2 separate regions of the Homo sapiens genome follow, and region 1 is linked to region 2. Evidence: read pairs that join two places in POLR2A ChIA-PET (ENCODE). Cell type or tissue: Panc1. All regions are shown on one strand. Each heading gives the region's core, and the rest is flanking DNA. Links, peaks and the distances in the headings are about the cores only.

Region 1 (12,270 bases), core at 5,249-7,748, 150 kb after region 2:
TTTTTTTTTTTTGAGACAGAGTCTCGCTCTGGCTAATTTTTTATATTTTTTTAGTAGAGACAGGGTTTCACAGCGTTAGCCAGGATGGTCTCGATCTCCTGACCTCGTGATCTGCCCGCCTCGGCCTCTCAAAGTGCTGGGATTACAGGCGTGAGCCACGGCGCCCGGTCAACTTGTTACTTTTTTTTAGATGGTTGTCTTTTTAAATTGCCAGCAGCAATTTTCTTTTGGAGGCTATTCTGGGACAAATAGAAAATACTGGTTGAAAGGAAATGATACAGTATATGTAGAACCTAACTAACGCATTTCATATATGAATCATTATGTTATTTAATCAGCAAATGTTTGCTCAGTAACTATTTGAATCATTTTGTTTAACTATTAGCATCAGCAAAGATTTGTTCACTGACTCTCTATTACCTAGGATATACCCAGTATTCCAAAAGGGAAAAAAGTAGCATAGCCTCTCCTCTTGAAAACTGTATTTTCCATAATTTATTCAAGCAAAATTGACTACTTAGACACTATCCCTTTGAAGTAGCCCTCCCCAAGCTAACCTATGAACCACTATTTGCTCATAGGAAGGAAGTGGTTCTATCTAAGGCTAAGAGCCAAGAATTTTGCATTCCATTCCATTCATTGCTTCTGTTACTGATTTATTAAGTAATATTAAGTAGCAATTCTGCAGACTTTTCTCTTTGGCCTACTGAGCATGGCAATGCACTGGAAATTCCACTAATGTGGGCACAGCTTGGGGCACGACAAAGAAATAGGTGGAGACTAGAAACACATCTCTGACATGTCTTAGGAATGTCCCTAGGGATATTTCATTACTGAGTAGCTGAGCAGAGACATGACTCAGCCAGAGTTCCTGCAACTGGCTGTCTGGGGCAGCTATGAGAATGCTGGCAGGAGTTGCTGACTAGCCAGTGTTTGGTGAAGATGAAAAACAGCCTTTTAGTTAGAACTGAAACTTCTAAATAGCAATCTGATTGTACAAACTGACTTGAGTTGTTTGTTAGTACTAACATATTAAGAGGGGAATAAATTTGCTATCTGTCTGCAATAGCTTTCTCAAATATGTCAATGCATTTGAAGCACCTTGCGAAGAATTATTATTTAATCAGTGGACATTAGAACTCCTATTTTGATGGATTCTTTAGAAAAATACCTTGATTTTTGCAGTTGAAAAGTGAGAAAGGTTCTGTTGACAGAGAACTAAGAAATATGTAAACTTGTTTCTTAAGAAACAAACACTAAATTGAAGATGGAAAAAAGGGGAAAGAAAAGAGATGGAAGGAAGGTGACCAAGGAATAGAGCAGAAGAATGAAAGAGTGGATGAAAATCTATAGAAAAGCAATGCCTAATAAATAGCATTTATATTAGTGGTGCAAATTTTCCCTCCATGTGATAATATATACAGATAGATATATATTTTACATTGGGATTTTGATTATTTAATATTTATTTTTAGATTGTGTTCACTATCTGTGATATAAAGAAATTCAAAAACTTCTTTCCTGGTTATGAAACATTGTGTTACTCATTGCCTTTTTTTCAAAAACAGAAACTGGACAATTAAGGCTAAGTGCAATCACTCTGTTTAAATTTATTGGGCAATAGTTGCATGATCTTCAGTTGTGGAATTTGTGTGTCAAGGCTCATATGACAATTCCTTTATGGCACTGAAATAAGACTGTACTTGTCTTTGCTTTGTCCTTTCGGCCTGCCCTTGGTGAACTCCTTATTGCAATGAATTCGTATTTCTGAATCTAAAGATGACTAGCTTCTAGCTGCTAAGTTAAATTTAAACCTCCGTGAGGACACCAGCTGTCCCTAAGTGAGATAATTTGCTATTTTCCTCGGGCCAAAAATTCCAGTTTGGGGTAAGACAGGGCCTTGAAATGCACATTCCCTAAGAGGTTACTTTTGATCCAGAGATCTCTTAAAGTGTTAATGAATTTCCACACACATGAGCACCCTGCATTTTTTTCCTTTTGGGTTAAAAACCGAAGAGGTCTATAAGGAGACTGTCTCAGAACTTTGGTTCCCAGAACCATTATTTATATTCAGCTTCAGTGTTCCTTATTTATTAGCTGGGACCTAGCAGAGCAGTTACAGCAACAGAAAACAGCAGATGGCAAATTTCATGGTGGCGATAACACAATAACTGAGAAGTATGTGGTGAGCAATATGGGAGCTCTTCACAAATCCCTTATTATCCTTTTTTGTTATTTCTGTGTGTGGAGGGAGGGATGTTAAATGTTTCGTGTATATTCTCTCTCCTATCCTATAACAATGACACAAGAGTGTATGATGCTATGAAAACAGCTCTCTTGCCTCTAGTTGGGGCAACTCTAAGGTGTGACACACACTCCAGAGCTCCCTGAAAAGTCAGGCTAAAGTTCTTCTCTACAGGATGCATGCCTCTGCACCTGCACTATTGCTTGGCTTACTTCCCTTCTTTCTTCTGCTTTTTCCAACTCCCTAACCTGCATGCCCTAGAGGAATTTCCTTAATAAATTGGTTACACATACATCCTTGGCTCAGGGTCAGCTTGTACTAAACCTACAACAAAGGGAGGGGTGAGTAAAATGAGGAGACAGGGAAAAGATGAATCTCCAAGAGAGATAAAAATGAAAGGTTACTGGAAGGCAGGATGGAGCAAAGAAATCCTTAAAGAAAGGAGGGGAAATAGGGTAAAGGGGGAATCAAGAATTGAGATACTATTGTCTGGCACCATAGTATATGGGACCTTTATTTAGGGGTCCTGAAACATAGTGCTGAAACACAAGGCCCTGACTTCATACTGACTGAGGATAAAATTCCAACTTTTCTACCTCACAAGTGTATAGCCTTAGGCAAAGTAATTTACTCTTTAAGCCTCTGATTTTCCATCTATAAAATGAGTCTGAGATTTTAACCCTTAGAAATACCTTTAAATATGGAAAGAACCTTACACCTAAAGGTATTTATTGCAGCATAATTTAGAGATGTGGTCCCCAACTGGGGGTGATTTTGTTCCCTAATGGACATTTGGCCATATCTAGAGACATTTTTTGTTTTCACAGCTCAGGGATGGGAAGTTACTAGCAGCTAGTGCATAAAGACTAGAAATGTTGGCCGGGCGCGGCGGCTCACGCCTGTAATCCCAGCACTTTGGGAGGCCGAGGTGGGCGGATCACGAGGTCAGGAGATTGGGACCATCCTGGCTAACACGGTGAAACCCCGTCTCTACTAAAAATACAAAAAAAAAAAAATTAGCCTGGCGTGGTGGCGGGTGCCTGTAGTCCCAGCTACTCGGGAGGCTGAGGCAGGAGAATGGCGTGAACCCGGGAGGCGGAGCTTGCAGTGAGCCGAGATCGGCCCACTGCACTCGAGCCTGGGCGACAGTGCGAGACTCTGTCTCGAAAAAAAAAAAAAAAGACTAGAAATGTTGCTATACAACCCACAGTGCACAGAATAGTCTCACACCCCCCTTCAACAACAAAAACGTTTTGGACCAACATGTCAGTAGTGCACAGTTGAGAAACTTTAACGTAGAGTAACAAAAAGTTGAAAGCAAATATTTTAAAAATTTAGAAATAGAGCAAGATTAAATAAATTATAATGCATCCCCTGAACTAAATAATATGCTATAACTGAAAAAATTATTTTTTTTTAAATTGTTGACACCTATGATAAGATGATAACAAAGTAGAAAATGCTGGACAGTCTGTATGTAAATTGTGTAAATCAATTAATTAATTCAAGTCATACTTTTCAAGAGCTAATCCATGCCAGGTATTGGACTAATGGATATTATAGTGGTAAAGGAAACACATTTATGAAATTTGCATTCTAGTAGAGAGAAAGGACAGTAGAAGATAGATAGATAGATAGATAGATAGATAGATAGATAATAGGTAATATAGATAGATGATGAATAAAAAAATGAACAAGAAACAACTCTCTGAAGAACTGATATGTCAGCTGCGATCTCAATTTGTAGAAGGTGTGAATCATGGCAGGATGGAAGGCAGAGCATTCCTAGATAGACTCGTTAGGTTGAAGACTCTAAAGTGAGAACAAGCATGGCAGTTTTGAAGAACAGTAGTGTGAAAAGCCAGAGAAAATTATGGTTAACAATACAAGCTATTGTGGAGAAAGACAGACTTGAATTTGAATCCTCGCTCTGTGGGATATGAAGTGAAATGTTCACTCTTTCAGAAACTTTTTCTTAACATTGTTTCACGGTGTATAATTGGGCATAAGAAAACTTCTCAGGATTATTGTGAAAATGAAATTAGGTAATATATGTAAAGTGCCAAGCATCTTTTACATGATAAGCACTCTATAGTTTGAATTTAATGAAAAAGTCAAGATTAAAAAATATATATGGTATACAAACGGGAATAAAAAAGTCATACAGAGATATATATATGTGTAATATATGTATATTACATAGGTACACACATATACATATGTAATATACATAACATATGTAATATACATAATGTAATTATGTATGTAATTACATATACATAACATATGTAATTTATATGTAATATACATATGCCTATGTAATATACATAACATACACAGTATTAGGGTACAGATGCATTAGATTAGCTAATCATATACATATGCCTATGTAATATACATTACATACACAGTATTAGGGTACAGATGCATTAGATTAGCTAGCCTCCTAGATGCTTCTCATTCTATAATGCCAGGACTTCACAAATTCCTGTACAATGATAAATGACAATAGCTTTTGCTACATGTACTCATTCATATCAGTTCTCTGAACCAATGAAGAATGGCAATCTGATTCTCTAAGGTATAGAAGTGTGGTGGACATAAAGTAACAACTGAAAGAGCCCTGGTCTGGTGACCAACAGGTACCGGTTCTCTTTGAGATTCTGCTGCCTATTAATTTTGATTCCCTAACAATCACCAACTATTCTGAGCCTCAGTTTCTATAGGTATAATGAATAAATTAGACAAAATCATCTTAAAGATCCTTTCTAATTCTAGAATTCTAAATATTGCAGATTATTTAGAGATAAAAGGTGGTTTTACCAGATTTTAGTTTAATCAAGTAGAAAACTGTTTTAGAGAAGATAATACTGGTTCCTCTGAGAAGAAAAATTAAAGAAATCTTTTGGTTTAAGGAAAGTATCTATTTATAATTTGTATAAAATTACATTAATTATAACCAAAATACATGATTATAAATTATCTTCTTTAATGTATTTGCTTTTAATTTTTTATGTTACATGCAGAAATAAAGATGGCTAGGTTTTTACAATAAGTAGTTCCAACAGACCAGTTAGTCGTATAAGGAAATTCTATAAATACCTTCAGTGGAGAAAGACAAGGTGTCCTAGACATCACTGAAATGACCATACATTAGACAGAGGCCATTCCTGACATTGGAAATGGCATCATTTTGAGTGTTAAGCTCAAAAGCACTGATCCAAACTTGGCTTACCCAATTTTTTAGTCTATAATTAAAAATAACTACCTAATCATGTTATTAATACATGAGTTAGAGCGATTTACAAATATTGTTTTATCACATAACAAAAGGAATAAAAGGCAAGTGAGTAATGTACCAGGTTTGTTTCACACAACTTAAGTGAATAAAGAACATACGCCTAATGGTTTATGGAAAGTCACACACAAATAAGATAAGGTCAGGGTCAGGATCCACTTAAGATCCATTAAAATGTCATTGAAGTCAACGATCCACTCCATATGAAAAGGTAATTATACTGTCTGTTGATAAAAACAATCCTTACAAGAAGATGTAGTGACTTACAAGAGGATGAAGACTCATAGTGTTCAAGACTCCTGAATGCATAAAAATTTATAAGAAAATGTTTAATATGTATATTATTTATTATATATTATTAAGTAAAAACATATAATATATAATAAAGCTCATAAGTGGCATTAAATGGGAAAAATCATGAGGGCAAATTCCAAAATATTCTTTTTCATCCCTAGACCAAAACAATTTCTGCAAATATTTTATAGAATGCCTTGAAAATGCCCTCTATAAAATATCTAAAAATATAAAATACGTAATATTGTTATCTGATTATACTAATGAGAGGTTATTTAAAATTTTGAAAGACAATGGCTGGATGCGGTGGCTCACGCCTCTAATCCCAGCACATTGGGAAGCCGAGGCAGGCGGATCACGAGGTCAGGAGTTCGAGACCAGCCTGATCAGCATGGTGAAACCCCATCTGTACTAAAAATACAAAAAATTAGCCAGGCATGGTGGTGCATGACTGTGGTCCCAGCTGCTCGAGAGGCTGCGGCAGGAGAATTGCTTGAACCTGGCAGGCAGAGGTTGCAGTGAGCCGAGATCGCGCTACTGAGCTCCAGCCTGGGCGACAGAGTGAGACTCTATCTCAAAAAAAAAAAAAAAAAAAATTGAGGGACAAACTTTAACACACGGTTTATGTATAATTTTTTTTCTTTAATTCTACAGATGAGAAATTAAGGCCAGAAGTTAAATGAGGGAAGATAGCCAGTCTTTTCCATATCACATATAATGTATTTCGTTTTTAGAATTGTCTAGTTTCTCACATGTAGTGAATTCTTAGCCCAGCCAGAGTCTAATAAGCGTGGTCTTTGGGGAGCAATTATATGAGCATTATGTTTTTCCTGGTGAGCAAATCTTCCCAATGCAAAACAAAATGTTTACCAATGTTGAGGTGGGATAGAGCAACAGTAATTTCAAACAAAATACAGTAGGGAGGAGGGCAGTGGGAATCAAGTGCTAATTGAAGGGGAGAAGGGAAGGCTTTGTTCAAAATAGTGATGGAACATTTGAATTTATATCTTTATCTACTTAACTGTATATTAAAGCAATATTAAAGAGTTTTGTAAAGAGTATGAATTTGCAACAATGAAGTGAGTAGAATGGGGCTATTCCCAAGCTTTTAACATGTTTCTAGAAGGCAGAAAGCAGATGGTAAAGTGGTACTGTTCCAACAGGATAGGAAAATCTGTGGCCCAGGGGACATGAAGAGAAGGCAGCAGCTGGTGAGAAGAGAGTCAATATGTACTGCAAAACCACAGCAAGGTCCAGGCCTGGAAGCACCAGCCACTACAAAAGGTGGGAAATGCATTTAAAGCAGGTAGAGGGAAGGAGCGGCCTACTCCATTTCTCAGGACTGAATACAGAACAGTCAGAAGACAGCCTTTTTACCCGATAGTCAAAAATTAATCTTTTTTTATTTTAATTTTTTTTTTGAGATGCAGTCTGGCTCTGTTGCCCAGGCTGGAGTGCAGTGGCACGATCTCGGCTCACTGCAAGCTCTGCCTCCCAGGTTCATGCCATTCTCCTGCCTCCCAAGTAGCTAGGACTACAGGCGCTGAACACCACGCCTGGCTAATTTTTTGTATTTTTAGTAGAGACGGGGGTTTGACCGTGTTAGCCAGGATGGACTCGATCTGCTGACCTTGTCGTCCGCCCACCTCGGCCTCCCATAGTGCTGGGATTACAGGTGTGAGCCACTGCACCCAGCCAAAAATTAATCTTTTAAGGGTAGTTGAGTGTGTAGAAATAGCCACCCCCAAATAAGACCATCAATATACTGATATTTAGGGAGCCAAATGTTTAGCAACCTGGCCCTTTGACCGAATCCTAAGTCTGGCAATCCCGTGCCTCACACTTCAGAAACCTCAAGTCATGAACCCACGTAAATGCATAAATGAAGTTCACAGGACAGTTGAGAGAAGTCTGAAACATGAAAAAGTCAGATGAAACAAATAAATGACCCCTAGGAAACATTCACAAATATAGTAGGGGTCATTAGAGTTTTTAAGAAGAATACAAATTATACATAAGAATATGATTCTATGACAAATAAATCATTACAGAACAAAAAGTATCTCTTAAAAATTAATAATTAATTGTTCCTCAAATAATTCATTAAGAAATTTAGAAGATAAAAGAATTTATTTTTTTTGACAAAGTCTCGCTCTTGTCCCCAAGGCTGGAGTGCAATGGCGCGATCTCAGCTCACTGCAACCTCCACCTCCCAGGTTCAAGCAATTCTCCTGCCTCAACCTCCCCAGTCACTGGGATTACAGGCACCTGCCACCATGCCTGGCTAATTTTTGTGTTTTTAGTAGAGACGGGATTTCACCATGTTGGCCAGACTGGTCTCAAACTCCTGACCTCAGGTGATCCGCCTGCCTCGGCCTCCCAAAGTGCTGGGATTACAGGTGTGAGCCACTGTGCCCAGCCGATAAATTTTTAAAAAATAAATAAAATACATAGAAGATCAATTCTGGGGACTTAACATTAAATGAATTAAAAAGTTCTGGAAAGCTGGAAGAGAGAAAATACAAGGAAAATAATTCAAAAGGAATTAATAGAGAATCACTTCTGAGAGATACAGGCACAAGTTTACAGATGAAAAGGTCTAATCCAGTTCTCAACACCGTATTTGCAGAGATACACATTTACTATTCCTCTTCTCCTCCTCCTCCCATAACCTTTTTCGCCACCATAACCTGTTTTGCATGCTCTCAGCTCCTATTCTTACTGTAACCTCAATAGGGTATAAAAGCATCAACCATCTGGCCATTTCTTTGAGTTTTTATATTTTGTATTACTCCTGTACACATGTGATCTCATAATAAAATTTGCTTTCCTTCCTGTTTTTTTTAAGATATGCATTTAACAAAGTATTATGAAACTTCAATACCACAATGACAAAGAGGAATTCCTAAAGGAGAGGGTGAACTGGTCAACTAGAAAGGAATAGTAATCAAACTGGAATCAGACTACCTAACAACAAAATGGGATCCTAGAATAAAATGCTACAATGTCTTCAAAGTTAACCAATCTTCATCTTGGACTGTGTGGAGAGAATGGTGGACTAAGTAGTCACTGGCACAAAATTAAGATATTTTAATATTACTTTCCACACAGCCTTTCTTAGGAAGCTTCTGAAATATGCATTCCAGAAGAAAACAGGGAGTATACAAATATACAAAAAGAGGAAGATAGACATACTGAATAAGGAAAATGGAGAATCTAACCCTCAACAGTCATGTAGAATTGTACCACTTGGTTTATAGAATAATCAGCCCAGATCAAAGCAGAAGAATGAATGTTAGAGAAAAGAATCGTTTCAGGAGGGAAAAAAAAAGGGGGATATCACAGGTTTGTTATTTTTGAGAATTCTGAAAAACATGAAACATGATATCAGCTACAAGGAAAAAAAAGATAGTCACCTTTATATTGCAGAAAAAAAGGAAAAAAGTAAATTGATGAAATGAATAGCACTAGATAGGAAAGAAAATGTTATCACAGCCTACCCCTTGGTTCCACATAGACATCATTTAGATGGACATAACAGTACTTCTTACTGCTTTTCAATTTTATAAACTAGCTATAGAAAACAACAGAAGGGTTAATTTTGGCTACAAAATGAAATAAAATGTAACTAATTTTGACAACACATGATAAAATATTCTAGCTACTAACGAGAGGAAGTTTGATAAGAGCTGAAGAAGTTGTGGGTAGTAATAATATACACATCCTATAAAATGTGTATTCAAGAAATTTTGTTTATTGTTGATGAAATAAAAGTGTAAGAATATTATTTATAACAAAAAACTAAACAAATAAATAATCTCTCACAGGGAGAGACGATCAACAGCAAATGTTATATGAGGTCTCTACTTCCACCTATAATTCCATGAACATCAAAGATAATCTCTAAAATTAAGAAATATTAATATAGACCATTATAAATGTTTAAAAGTGGAGAACAGGACTAGAGGAAAGGATCCAATGGCCAGAAAATATTATTTTTCATTGTAAGCCCATCTCTACTATTTAGATTTTTTAGATTGATGCTACCTTCCAAAACAACCCTATTTTGTAATGATTTTAGATTTACAGAAAGGTGACATATTACAGACAGTTCTCAAAACCTTCATGCAATTACCCTCATTGTTAACATCTGACATGGCCATGATAAATTTATCAGAACTAAGGAACTGACATCGTACATTATAACTAATTGAACTCCAGGCTTTATGGCTTTCACCAGGTGTTTTATTAATGTTCTCTTTATGTGCCAGATCCAACCCAGGGTACCACACTGCATTTAGTCTTCATGTCTTCCCCGTCTCTTCTGGTCTGCAGGAGTTTCTCTTTCTTTTCTTTCTTTGCATGACCTTGATAATCTTGAGGAGTGCTGGCCAGGTATTCTGCACAATGTCTTCTAATCTGGGTTTTTCTGTATTTTTCATGAATAGACTGTGGTTATAGGTTTTGGAAAGATTAGAACAGAGTTGAAGTCCCCTTTTCTTCATATCACAATGGAAGTACATGGTATCCAGATTATACCACTCATGAGGTTATCCTTGATTATTAGGCTAAAGTAGTGTTTTCCAGGTTTCTCCATTGTGCAGTTACTGTTATTCTTTCTCTTGCTCTATTCTTTGGAAGTGAGTCATTGGAGTTGGAGATAGGAATTAAGCTCCACCTCCTATACTGGGGATTATCTACACATATTATTTGGAATTCTTCTGAAAGAAACATTCAGTCATTTGTTTTATATCAGCATGTATTCATGTATACTTACTTTATACTTGAGGTTATAATCCAGTACTATGTTATATTATGTATTTGTGCCTCAAATTGTTGTAGCTTTGGCCATTGAGAGCCCTTTCAGGTTATTTATGTCCTTTTTTTTTTTTTTTTTTGAGACGGAGTCTCGGTCTGTTGCCCAGGCTAGAGTGCAGTGGCGTGATCTCAGCTCACTGCAAACTCTGCCTCCTGGGCTTATGCCATTCTCCTGCCTCAGCCTCCGGAGTAGCTGGGACTACAGGCGCCCACCACCACGCCTGGCTAATTTTTTGTATTTTGAGTAGAGACGGGGTTTCACCATGTTAGCCGGGATGGTCTCTATCTCCTGACCTCGTGATCCACCCGCCTCGGCCTCTCAAAGTGCTGGGATTACAGGTGTGAGCCACTGCGCCCGGCCTATTCATGTCCTTTTTAAGTGATCACATTCTTTTGTTTTTGACTACTTTACTTTTTGAAACTACAAGATGCTCTAGACCCATCTTTTATTTTTCTGCTCGATACTAAAATTAGCCATTTTCTCAATGAACTCTCATTAGTTTTTACTGGAGAACAGTATTTAGACACCAGGGTCTGGGTGTTGAGGGTGCTTGTTACTACTCTGGTGGCATTGCTTCTAGGGATTCTCAATGGAGCGAGGATGTGTGTGTGTGTGTGTATATATACACATGTATGTGTGTGTACATATATATATACACATGTATGTGTGTGTACATATATATGTGTGTGTGTGTGTATATATATATATGCCATGTTCACATACTGTGTAAAGGTCTGTCAAAACGTATGTGTGAGTGGTTGTGTAAACAGGTTTTTTGGGGTTTTTTTTGGATGAAGTCTTGCTCTGCTGCCAGGCTGGAGTGCTGTGGCGTGATCTCGGCTCATGGCAACCTCCGCCTCCCGGGTTCAAGCAATTCTCCTGCCTCAGCCTCCCGATTAGCTGGGACTACAGGCGCCTGTCACCACGCCCAGCTAATTTATGTATTTTTAGTAGAGACGGGGTTTCACCATGTTGGCCAGGATGGTCTTGATCTCTTGACCTTGTGATCTGCCCGCCTCGGGCTCCCAAAGTGCTGGGATTACAGGTGTGAGCCACCATGCCTGGCCGTGTAAAGAGATTCATTTTAAGGAATTGGTTCAGGCAGTTATGGAGGCTTGACAAATCCAAAATCTTCAGGGTGGGCTGGCAGCCTGGAAACCCAGGGAGGACTAAACATTACATTTCAGGTCTGCTGCGGAATTCCTTCTTGTTCAGAACAGGTCAGTCTTTTTGTTCTATAGTGGCCTTCAAAGGATTGACTCACACCTAACCACATTATAGTGGAAAATCTGCTTTACTCAAAAGCCACCAACTTAAATGTACTGATTTTGATCTCATGCAAAATCCCGCATAGAAACGTCTAGAATAATGTTTATTCAAATTGCTGGGACATGGGGCCCAGCCAAGTTGAGAATAAAATTAACCATCTCAAAGATATATATGTAACTGTATTTACCCAAATGTATTTATATAACCATATATATTTATGTGTTAAGATAAGTTCATACCAATGTCTAATAGATATGTGTAAGTCTTCAGTTTTAAATAAAATATTTGAAGACAGTACACATCTTGAAGGAATTTTACTAACAAATATGAAATTGAGAAATTTAA
Region 2 (12,270 bases), core at 6,398-8,897:
AGAAGAAAATCAAATCATATCTCTAAATATAAATGTGATAATACCTTCTCGACAAGCTCCATGATCATCATGTTTAACATGAGTTAACTTGAGAGTTTACGCAGCCAAAAATTAGTGACCAAAGTAAAAAAAATCTATCTAAGAAAACAAAAAGCAAATTCTGATTGAAATTCTTTTAGAACTTGACTCCTACGTAGTTTATTCAATAAATATTTGCTATAGATTTGATGAATGAATTAAAGAATGAATAAGGCAAGTCAAACAAAAATGTTTATTTGAGAATTCTTTGCTTATCTTAAAGAAACTTAGATGAAACAAGTCTATATATTATGCATGTTGTTTTTGTACGTTCTATATAATATTTGAAAACCAAATCACAATGAAACAGTGAGGTAACTAGGAATTTAAAATATGCATAGTAAATTCTAAAAAGTCTTAATAATGACTTTAAATCACAGACAAGACCTGTGTGTAAAAATAAATGGAAACCACCACAAAGTTTTATTTGGTTTACCATTTGTACATTGTAATTTCTACTTTTGTTCCTATCAACCATTCCACGTCTCCTTTATTTCTACATATTGATTGATAGAGATCATTAATAATTATCTGCATATTGCTCTTCCCAAGTTTGTCCCCATAGCTACAAATGAAACCAAGTAAAAAAGAATAGACAGAAATATAATACTCTGTATTAACATTAAATCTCTGAATCTGTTACTAAGGCTAATTACCTGATTTTTATCAGAATTATTTTAATGAGTTAAAACATTTCTCTTAAAAAATTATGTTATAACACATATACATTTACTTGACAAATAGGGAGGAGGTTTAACATATTTTATAAGAAGAGTTTAGAATTTTTTAACATCAAGTTTTCCAAAAAGCCATTCTAATTTAAATTAAAATATACTTTTCTTAGAACTTTAAATATATATATATAGGAATGAAAAAGAGGCTATATTTATATAAAGAAGGTAGCTACAGACTGGGCACGATGGCTCACACCTGTAATCCTAGCACTTTGGGAGGCCGAGGCTGGTGGATCACGAGGTCAGGAGTTCAAGACCAGTCTGGCCAAGATGGTGGCACCCCGTCTCTACTAAAAATACAAACATTAGCTGAGCATGGTAGTGCGTGCTTATAATCCCAGCTACTCAGGAGGCTGAGGCAGGAGAATTGCTTTAACCCAGGCAGCAGGGGTTGTAGTTAGCCGAGATCATGCCGCTGCACTCCAGCGTGGGCGACAGAGTGACACTCCATCTCAAAAAAAAAAAAAAAAAAAGAAAGTTACTACAAAATGTAAAATTAAATCAATGGTAGATATTTTTATATATTAGAAATTTGACAAAAAATCTCTCACGATTATCAATATCATTTATATCACAAATTTTGCAAATTATATACATTGCTGCTGACTTCTTACCACTTCACAAAATACTTCTGAAAAGCTTATCATTTAGTAAGTGAGTAGAATTTTTGAAAAGTACAAAAAATGATATTAAATTACATTGTATTCATGTGAAAAGTATCCAAAAATTATTTTATGGAAACTAAACTTTTATATATAAACACATAAATGCATAGATATAAAACAAGTGATGTATCTAATCTACCTTCAAGTGACATCTTAAAAGGAAGTTTAAAAAAGCCCCAGAAGGATCCTAATAATACATGTTAAGTGTTCTCACTACAAAAATGATAATAACTATGTGAGATAATGCATACGTTAATTAGCTAGATTTAGACATTTCACAATGTGTAGTTACTTCAAAACATCATGTTGCATACAATAAATGCATACAATTTTATCTGTCAAATTAAAAAATTAAATAAATATGTAAATGTATGCAACACAGGGAAGTTAGCTTAAACCTTAGACAGTTTACTATGGAGAATTAGTCATTGCATTCTCTGATTTTATTTTTCTTTCACCAACTGGAAAAATTAGAAAAATCACCTAAAATTAAAAACAAATACATGGCATCAAATACTGTGAAGAATCTTTACATACAATTGATACTCATAACAGTTTAACAGTTTAGAAGCGACATTCTTTCATTTTCCATCACATTATACACACAATTTTGTTTGAAGTTTTAAATAGAAAACAAAATTTATTAACTCCATAGTACTTGGATCCATCATCTTGCTTATAATTTATAATGATATTACATTATATTAACATTAAGTCTCTGAATAAAAAAGAGGTGTTTTTGAGTGTTTGTGTTTTTCATTATTTAAAATTTGCATCAAAACTGATTGATAAGGTAAGACACTATAATAATTATTATCCTGCATAAAAAATGCTAATCTTTTACAGAAAGATGGCACCATATCTGTCCTCAACTTTTAAAATATTTCCTTCATATACTATATTTTTATTGTAATAAATACATATTATTGGAAAGTCTTTTGGTATATCCAGTGATATAATAAGGTCATTTTGTGAATATTTAGAAGTATAAAGTATAAATAAATATTTTAATTAAAAAATTACCACTCCAGTTTCCATAAAAAATTAAGATATTTCTCAATCTTTTTAAACATCTCGCACTTTCCACATTGCATAAAAACTCACCCCTGAACAGATTTATTTTTCTCCTACATAGTTTTTGGTATATTTTGTGATGATAGCACCAAAAATTTTGCAACCACTCATCTGATTACTATTTGTGGAAGCAAATTATAGTTTCATTTTTACTGTTAATCCAGAAGGTTACAAGAGTTAAAGATAGAAGTATCATTGAGGAAAAAAAAAAGCAATGCCCACATATTAAAAACACACCAGTAGTTTTACTTTAAAACAAGTATAGGTCTTTATTGGTTTATTCTCTAATTTATATTTTCCTCTAATAAAAATATAAATCTATGTTATGCTGTTTGGTTAATTACCACTCCACCTTTTGTGTATTTGAGTTTCCTATCTCAAACTGATAACATGTGGCTTTTCTTTAGGAATAATTACATAGAAAGGGAAATGGTACATTTTCAAGTTGTCAGTTTAATCATGTCTCCTTTTCTCATCTTTTCAGCAAATACATCAGCACCAGCTGAAGAAGAAAGGGAAGTAGATATGGAGCACTGCAAATTTGCTTCTGCGCAAAAGGAAAAGGCAGCTGAAAAACAGTTTTGGCAAATTAAATTGCAAATGATTCAGCCCCATCAAGCTAGTCAATGAGAAAAAAAAAGGACAAATTTTTATTCCGACATGGTGAGTAATGTCTTTTTTATGACAAAATAGAAAATAAACAGTACCCAAGCGATTGTTGACAGCTAAAGGTTACTAATGTCCAGAATTTCCCTCAGGACACAAGGCTCACTGTGGTACCAATTCCAGTCTAGGGTTTTTATGATGAGAGTGATATTCTGGTTGTCAAACTTAATCCCCACTCTCACCCACCCACTCTTGCCATGCACAGTCTGAAGTAAATAAGGAATAAAGAATATTAAATGGATTGGGGAAGAATCTAGGTTTCATTTGACTCTCTTTTGTTTGCTTGTTTGTTTGTTTTTTCAATAGCTATAGGGAGAAAATAGCCTATTCTGACTAGAAAAAAAAGTTATAGCCAGAAAAAATACATATATTATATATATAATTGAAACATAAAGATAGACTTAAACATTTTATGCTGCATTGCTTCTTAAGATCACAGTAAGGCTTAAACAGATTTCTACATGTTCATTTATCAGAGCTCTCTAATACCTTTAGATTGACACTGAGTAAAGGCCATGTATATCCCTGAAAATTTAAAAAGAAAAGAAAAAGAGAGAGGGAGAAGAAAAGTAAGTTTTTGACTAGCAAAGACTGATGAAGGTTAAAATTTGATCCAGAGTTGAACATGTTTGAGATCAAAGCCTTCAATAATTCTTTCAGGATGGAAATACCTAGAGGCTATTTTATTTGACTGAATTTAACTTTGATGTACTATGCTACTGAAAAACATTTATTCTCCTTTTCTTATACTAAAATAATCAATACCCTAAACCACTGGTTCCTACATTTCAGGAGGTCAAGAATTCCCTGTGGTTTTTAAATAAGTTTGAACAAATTTTTCTTAATAATGCCTAACTTAAAGGTGTATCCATCTTTCAAGTTAGGTACAATAAACAAGCATAATTTGAAGTGTGGTCTTAGATACATAGAATTTAATATACTTGGAGACTTTGTAACTAAGGGCTATGATAGAAGAAAATAACTCAAGTGTTATATTAATATTAAAAATAGACAGTTGAGATATATATTCTGAATACACTATTTCTATAGGTTTTCCTTAAAGTTATAAAACTTGATATACTCTTATATGTTAAATGGCGTTTCCCCCCATGAAGAAGAAAGTCTTATTTTAAATTACTTTTCATCTTTTATAATTAAGGTAATTTTATACTAATATTTTAAAAGCTATTTATACATAAACACTTCACATAGGCTAATTTTAATTCTCCCAATGAAAGTGTATATATATATATGTGTGCGTATATATATATGTATAATGTGTGTACACATATATAAACATATATATGTACCTATTTATACACATATATACATATATACACACACATACATATATGTATATATACACACACACGTATATAATTATTTAAACATAAGAAAACTGAAATTCAGTTTTCTAAGCAGAATAGCCAAAGCAAAAAGAAAGGAAGAGAATTGGGTTTACCATGCAAAGGATTTCTTTAATGCACACTATACTGCCCACCCTACAAATCCTCATACAGATATTACTTTTATAAAGACTCACTTAAGTTATGTATGATACAGAATACATCTTAATCATAATATGTGTTTGAGGCAGTGATTCTCAATGTGTGGACTTCACATACCCAAGACACTTGTAGGAAATCAACAATGTTAAGATTATTTCCATAATAACAGAAAGACATTATTATTATTATTATTACTACTGTTCTGACATTTGCATCAATGGGGCAAAAGCTATGGTGAATAAAACTGCTGGTGCCTTAGCATGAAGCAAGGCAGTAACACCAAACTGTACTAGCAGTCATTGTATTCTTCATGGTCATGCACTTGGAATTAAATAAATGCTTATTTCTCATACACATGTCTTAGATGGAGTTGTAAAATGGTTAATTTTATTAAATCTCAACATTATAGTACATCTTTTTTACACACTGTGTGAAAAAGTGGAAAGTTCACATAAAACACCTCTGCTTCACACCAAAATACGATTGTTGCAATGAAAAAGTACTACATGATTGTTTCAGTTAAAAACTAAATTTTATGAATACCATTTCTTATTAAAGGAAAAACTGACAAACTGTGATAATCATTCTTGAGTGTCTGGTAAACATTTTTTTTTATTTTTGGAAAATGATCAAGGTGAGCTTACCTCTTCAAAGAAAACAACTGACACTCTTTGTTGTTAATTGTAAAATTCAAGCTAGCAAAAGAAATTTATAATTTTGAAAACCTATGTCTTCCACCATGGTTATCCATTATGTATAGATTTTTTGATAAAGTTGCTGGCAGTATTAACAAATGTGATATTTAATACTGAATAATTGTTATGATCTGAATTGTGTCCTTCCAATATTTATAGTTTGATGTCCTAAACCCCAGTACAATGTGTGACTATTTGGACATAGAGTATTTACAAAGGTAATTACGGTTAATAAGGTCACTTGGGAAGCTCTTAGCCAACAGGCTTGATTGTTTTTGTAAGGAAAGACTAGGACACAGCCATACACAGAAGAAAGACTACGTAAAGCCACAGGGAGAAGACTGACATTTCATTTAAAAACCAAGGAGAAGTAGGGCAGGGCCTGGTGGCTTAACGCTTGTAATCCCAGCACTTTGGGAGGCCGAGGCTGGTGGATCACGAGGTCAGGAGATCAAGACCATCGGGCTAACACAGTGAAACCCTGTCTCTACTAAAAATACAAAAAAATTAGCCGGGCGTGGTGGCGGGCGCCTGTAGTCCCAGAAGCTTGGGAGGCTGAGGCAGGAGAATGACGTGAACCCAGGAGGCGGAGCTTGCAGTGAGCCGAGATCATGCCACTGCACTCCCGCCTGGGCGACAGAGACTCTGTCTAAAAAAAAATAAAAAATAAAAAATAAAACTAAGGAGAAGTATATATACATTGTGGAATTACTAAATCTACCTAATTAACATATGCATTACTACACAGAGTTATTTTGTGTTGAGTACATGGTAAATACAATTTTATCTGTCAATTTAAAAGTTAGAATAATTTTTAAAAACCCAAGGAGAGAGGGCCCAGAGGAAACTAATTGTGCTCAGATCGAAATCTCAAATGTCTGGCCCCTTGAGCTATGAGAAAATTAGACACTGTTAAGTCACCCCTGTGGTTCTTTGTTAGGGCAGGCTTAGCAAATTAATGCAATAATAAAATATATCAACATTTGGATGATTTGCAAATCTCAGTAAGTCAAGGTTTTCCAATACATTCCAGTAAAATTGTAAGATAGACAAGTGAATATTAATGTAACAATATGAAATGTTTACTGACACTGCTTCAGTTTAGTTTCTTCAGTGCCTTGCGACTAAACCTTAGCTAGACAGCAACTAACCTTTAAGAAACTAACTTTTGGCCCGTGCGGTGGATCACACCTGTAATCCCAGCACTTTGGCCGAGGTGGGCAGATCATGAGGTCAAGAGATGGAGACCATCCTGGCCAACATGGTGAAATCTCATCTCTACCAAAAATACAGGCCAGGTGTGGTGGCTGACGCCTGTAATTGCAGCACTTTGGGAGGCCTAGGCAGGCAGATCACCTGAGGTCAGGAGTTCGAGACCAACCTGGCCAACATGGCAAAACCCCCATCTCTACTAAAAATACAAATATTAGCTGGGTGTAGTGGCGTGTGCCTGTAATCACAGCTACTCTGGAGACTGAGGCAGGAGAATTGCTTGAACCGGGGAGGCGGAATTTGCAGTCAGCTAAGATTGCACCACTGCACTCCAGCCTGGGCAACAAGAGCGAGACTCCGTCTCAAAATAAATAAATAAATACATAAATAAATAAATAAAATAAAAATACAAAAATTAGCTGGGCATGGAGGCGCATGCCTGTAGTCCCAGCTACTCAGGAGGCTGAGGCAGGAGGATCACTTGAACCCAGGAGGCGGAGGTTGCAGTGAGCCGAGATTGCGCCACTGCACTCCAGCCTGGTGACAGAGTGAGACACCGTCTCAAACAAACACCAGAAAAATAAACTAACTTTTGTGGAGTTTTGTGCAGTATCAAACAAGAATTCCACCATCACCTAAAATGTTACTAAAATAGCTCATCCATTTCCATTTATGTATCTATGTGAGGTCAGATTTTCTTCATAGACTTCAACAAATAAAACATAGCACCACCGACTGCCTTTTAAAAACCGTCTGGGAAATACAAGTGTTTTTTTGTAACTGTTATTTATGTTAATAGTCATTTTATTATTGTTATTTTAAATGAATTAATAAATATAAAATTTTCTGAATTTTGATTTTGAGTATGTCAACAGTTATAATCTACATTAAAATTTAGTAATTTAGGCTGGGCACAGTGGCTCACGCCTGTAATCCCAGCACTTTGAGAGGCCAAGGCGGGCAGATCACGAAGTCAGGAGATCGAGACCATCCTGGCTAACACGGTGAAACCTCGTCTCTACTAAAAATACAAAAAATTAGCCGAGCGTGGTGGCGGACGCCAGTAGTCCTAGCTACTCGGGAGGCTGAAGCAAGAGAATGGCATGAACCCAGGAGGCGAAGCTTGCAGTGAGCCGAGATCGCGCCACTGCACTCCAGCCTGGGCGACAGGGCAAGACACTGTCTCAAAAAAATAAATAAATAAATAAATAATTTGTAATTTAACAATGCAAACATGTGTTGATACCTCAGCATTTAAGAGCTTCTGATTTGAGAAATAAATCAATAATAAGTAGCAGTAGCTATCCCTGTGCAGTATGTATTAATATACCAGCCAATCTGCTAAGCATTTCACATTTGCTTCCACGGTTTATCAATACAAATACCTTCAACATAAGCATAATTATTTTCACTGAGAGATGAGGATTTGAGTTCCTAAATCAGTTTATAACTTGCCTAAAACTTCACAACCAGTATATGCCCAAAATGGAAAACAAACATAGATTATAAGATTCCAAAGCCCAAAATGTTCCACATAGTAGATCAAACACTCACTTAACAAACAAATAATATATTAGAGGAATTCTTTCAGCAATAACATCTCAGGTAGGAATTCATTGGGATTTCTGCAAGAGATTTAGGAAAGAGTGGCCGTAGAGTCCCCAGTCTGATCTAGAAAATCTGTGGTCAAACAGTTTTGGATAAGTATACTGAAGGAAAGTATGTATTTCTTCTTTTATTCTCAAAGACATACTATCACAAACTTGCGTGTTAAGTACATTCAAATGGACATCAGGAACACATATTTTTCTTCTTTGGTGATGCAATCACTTTACACTGTCTTTTCTTAAGTAATTCTACTCTTAAGATAAAATAATACCAAATATACTTGACAGAGTTTTCCAAAAATGCTTTACCATTGGTTGAGTGAAATAAAGAATAAAAAAAAATTATCCAAGCCGGCATAAAGTTTATAGAAATTTTGTGTGGTGTTTCTGAATAAAATAAGAATATAGTCATTAGAGATAATAGGCGATTATCCACGTGTCTCAAAAATTAATTTTAACCATTATTACTCATGCTTTATTTCCTATCTCCTCTTTTCTATTTATCTTTCAACAGAAGATGGACTATATTGTGAAATGACCATTGTATCAGTTTGTCCAAGAAACGATAAAATAAAAATGCCTAAATAATAATTCATAAATTCTGCAAAGTGGATGATTATTAAAAAGTAAGGTCCAAACACAATTATTCATTACATAAATATCAGTAAATATTCTGACATTTAGTGTACTCAGTTTGTGTTTATCAAATTCTCATGAATTTATATAAATAATATTTTTCATTAGTTTATAACATTACTTATTGTGCTACTGGCTTAAGTGCTTCCAAAATTAAATACCATGTTAAGGAAAATTTTACTCTATTAAAATATATTCTTGATTTAAATTGTATGTAAAATAAATTTTTATATCTGGAAACATTTCTTTAAAAATTTTCTAAACGTATTAAAGTAGAAATTTCTTAAATTTCTAAATTTCTGATACTACTAAAAAAATCCTCTAAATACCTAAAGCTATTCTCTATGCCACAAAGCTCTGCAAAATAATCTATCAAGTTTCCCAATATGAATATAAAGTTATTATGTAATTTTATTAGGAAACAATATGACAAGTTTTAAGCATAAAGCAGTGATGATCATCCAATATTCAAAATTAAAATAATTGTTTTTCATAAAAGACAAAAGAAAAGAGAATGTGAGAATGGGAGATAGGATGGATTAAAGATTGTTCATACTACAATGATATTTTTAGAGGAGAGGTTTTGAATGGATATTGTATAACAGAGAATATTTCTGTATCCTTGACACTAAAATATCAATTAAAATTCATTGTTTAAATTAATCTAAGTTTTAAAATTGTATTTTAGAAGCTCAGATATGAGATTGTACTATCCCACTCATGTTAGTCTTTCTCTATTTGAAAAAATATATAAAAATATTTTAAGTATGAATTTGATTTAAAATTTTATCAAAAATATTATATATTTTAGGCCGGGCATGGTGGCTCACGCCTGTAATCCCAGCACTTTGGGAGGCCAAGGCGGGGGGATCAGGAGGTCAGGAGTTCAAGACCAGCCTGGCCAAGATGGTGAAACCCTGTCTCTACTAAAAATACAAAAAATTAGCCAGGCGTGGTTGCACATGCCTGTAATCCCAGCTACTCAGGAGGCTGACACAGAGAATTGCTTAAACCTGGGGGGCGGAGGTTGCAGTGAGCCAAGATTGCACCACTGCTCTCCAGACTGGGTGACAGAGCAAGACTCCATCTCAAAAAAAAAAAAAATTATATATTTTATTGGCACAGGATGAAAACTCTAACACATACTATTTGTGGATGAAGTCTAATTTTTATATTTAAATAACGACATGTATATTTTCTCTTGTTTCTTTTTAGATTCATCTTTCAGCTTAACTATTAAAATACTGATGAACATATCTTGTACTTTGATTTATTAAGTACATAACAAAATATTATATTTTATCTTTTTCATTAGATTCTAGATATACAGAAATTTTGCACACTTAAGAGAAAAGAAAATATTGTTTTCAATTTTAGAGCAACTTAGAAAGTTTTTTTTTTTTTTTTTTTTTTTGAGATGGAGTCTTGCTCTGTCGCCCAGGCTGGAGTTCAGTGGCGCAATCTTGGCTCACTGCAAGCTCCGCCTCTAGGGTTCACGCCATTCTCCTGCCTCAGCCTCCTGAATAGCTGGGACTACAGGCGCCCACCACCAGGCCTGGCTAATTTTTTTGTATTTTTAGTAGAGACAGGGTTTCACCATGTTAGCCAGGATGGTCTCGATCTCCTGACCTTGTGATCCGCCTGCCTCGGCCTCCCAAAGTGCTGGGATTACAGGCGTGAGCCACTGCACCTGGCTGGAAAGTTTTATTAATCATTCTAAAACTGAAATCGTGTTCTGTAATAGGAGAACATTCCTGTTTTGTTTAGAACTGTTTTCAAAATTTTAGGAAAAAATACTACTTGTTTTTCCACTTTTTTGTCTTTAATTAAACTAAATATAAATAGATGACTGTTGTAGACATTTCTTATATTTTATATTTGATACAGATAAATCAGAACTACTTCCTTTTTTTTTTTTTTTTTTTTTTTTTTTTGTATTTTTAGTAGAGATGGGGTTTCACCATGTTGGTCAGGCTGGTCTTGAGCTCCTGACCTGATGATCTGCCGGCCTCGGCCTCCCAAAGTGTTGGGATTACAGGCGTGAGCCACTGCACCCGGCCAAATCAGAACTACTTCTTAGACAGCACTAATAGACTATAATACACATAAGTGTTGCCATATTGTTAAAATTGAAAATGTTGTATTTTCTACTGTAATAATCACGGCAGCTCAACTGATCAGGGTAATGAAAAACTACAGCTTTCCTTATCCCAGAATATATGGCCTCAGAGTATATGGCCTCATGGAAAATAAAAGGTGGCTTTGCTTTTTCAGATATTTTCTATCATTTCTCAGATACATAATTTAGAAGAAAGTAGAGTTCATAATGTATTAACATTTAGGAATCTGTAATCATAATTAAGAGAAAAAATTGTGTTTTCATATTCTATGCCACCAAATAAGAATAATAGAGTATACTCTTACAGAATTTTACAATGGCCACTCATTGATACCAAAACCTTTATCTGAAAATTCATCTATGGCCAGGCGCGGTGGCTCACGCCTGTAATCCCAGCACTTTGGGAGGCTGAGGCGGGTGAGATTGAGACCATTCCGGCTAACATGGTGAAACCCCGTCTCTACTAAAAATACAAAAAATTAGCCAGGCGTGGTGGCAGGCGCCTGTAGTCCCAGATACTTGGGAGGCTGAGGCAGGAGAAAGGCGTGACCCCAGGAGGTGGAGCTTGCAGTGAGCCGAGATCGTACCACTGCACTCCAGCCTGGGCCACAGAGCGAGACTCTGTCTCAGAAAACAAACAAACAAACAAAAACAACAACAACAAAAAAGAAAGTTAATCTATACTTTGTTTCACATAACAAGTAAACTTCTAAAACTTTATTCTGTAAATTTAAATGTGTTACTGATATGGTTTGGCTCTGTGTCCCCACCCAAATCTCATCTTGAATTGTACTCCCATAATTCCCACATGTTGTGGGAGGGACCCAGTGGGAGATAATTTGAATCCATGGGGGCGGTTTCCCCATACTGTTCTGGTGGTTGTCAATAAGTCTCACGAGATATGATGGTTTTATCAGGGGTTTCTGCTTATGCATTTTCCTCATTTTCTCTTGCCACTGCCATGTAAGAAGGGCCTTTCGCCTGTCACCATGGTTGTGAGGCCTCCCAGCTATGTGGAACTGTAAGTCCAGTTAAACCTTTTTCTTCCCAGTCTTGAGTATGTCTTTATCAGCAGCATGAAAACGGATTAATACAGTTATAATATACCCTGAAAATTGTTATAGGTTACTTTAAGAGTGAATAAAATTTTCTCACATATTTATTAGTCATAAGTATTCAATAAAACATATTCACCATCTGTTTAGACGACTAAATACCAGTTACAAAGTACGTGGTTAGCTTGACATCTCACATTTTATGGTCCTAACAAAATTTA

Evidence for each region. Peaks named below come from ENCODE experiments on the same cell type or tissue, not always from the same donor. Only the 100,000 strongest peaks of a DNase experiment are listed, where the experiment ranks them.
Region 1: POLR2A ChIA-PET joins it to region 2 with 6 read pairs; 2 of 35 experiments call an interaction of 5 or more read pairs at or near these places.

What each region holds. Positions count from the first base shown.
Region 1 is chr7:80,930,947-80,943,216 of GRCh38, reverse strand. No RefSeq gene overlaps it. Among named protein-coding and RNA genes, the nearest start is that of SEMA3C, 18 kb to the right of the region's middle. In Panc1, for the core only: no CTCF peak of the experiment used is centred there; no DNase peak of the experiment used is centred there; H3K27ac peaks cover 1,737 bases.
Region 2 is chr7:81,086,155-81,098,424 of GRCh38, reverse strand. No RefSeq gene overlaps it. Among named protein-coding and RNA genes, the nearest start is that of SEMA3C, 170 kb to the right of the region's middle. In Panc1, for the core only: no CTCF peak of the experiment used is centred there; no DNase peak of the experiment used is centred there; H3K27ac peaks cover 1,589 bases.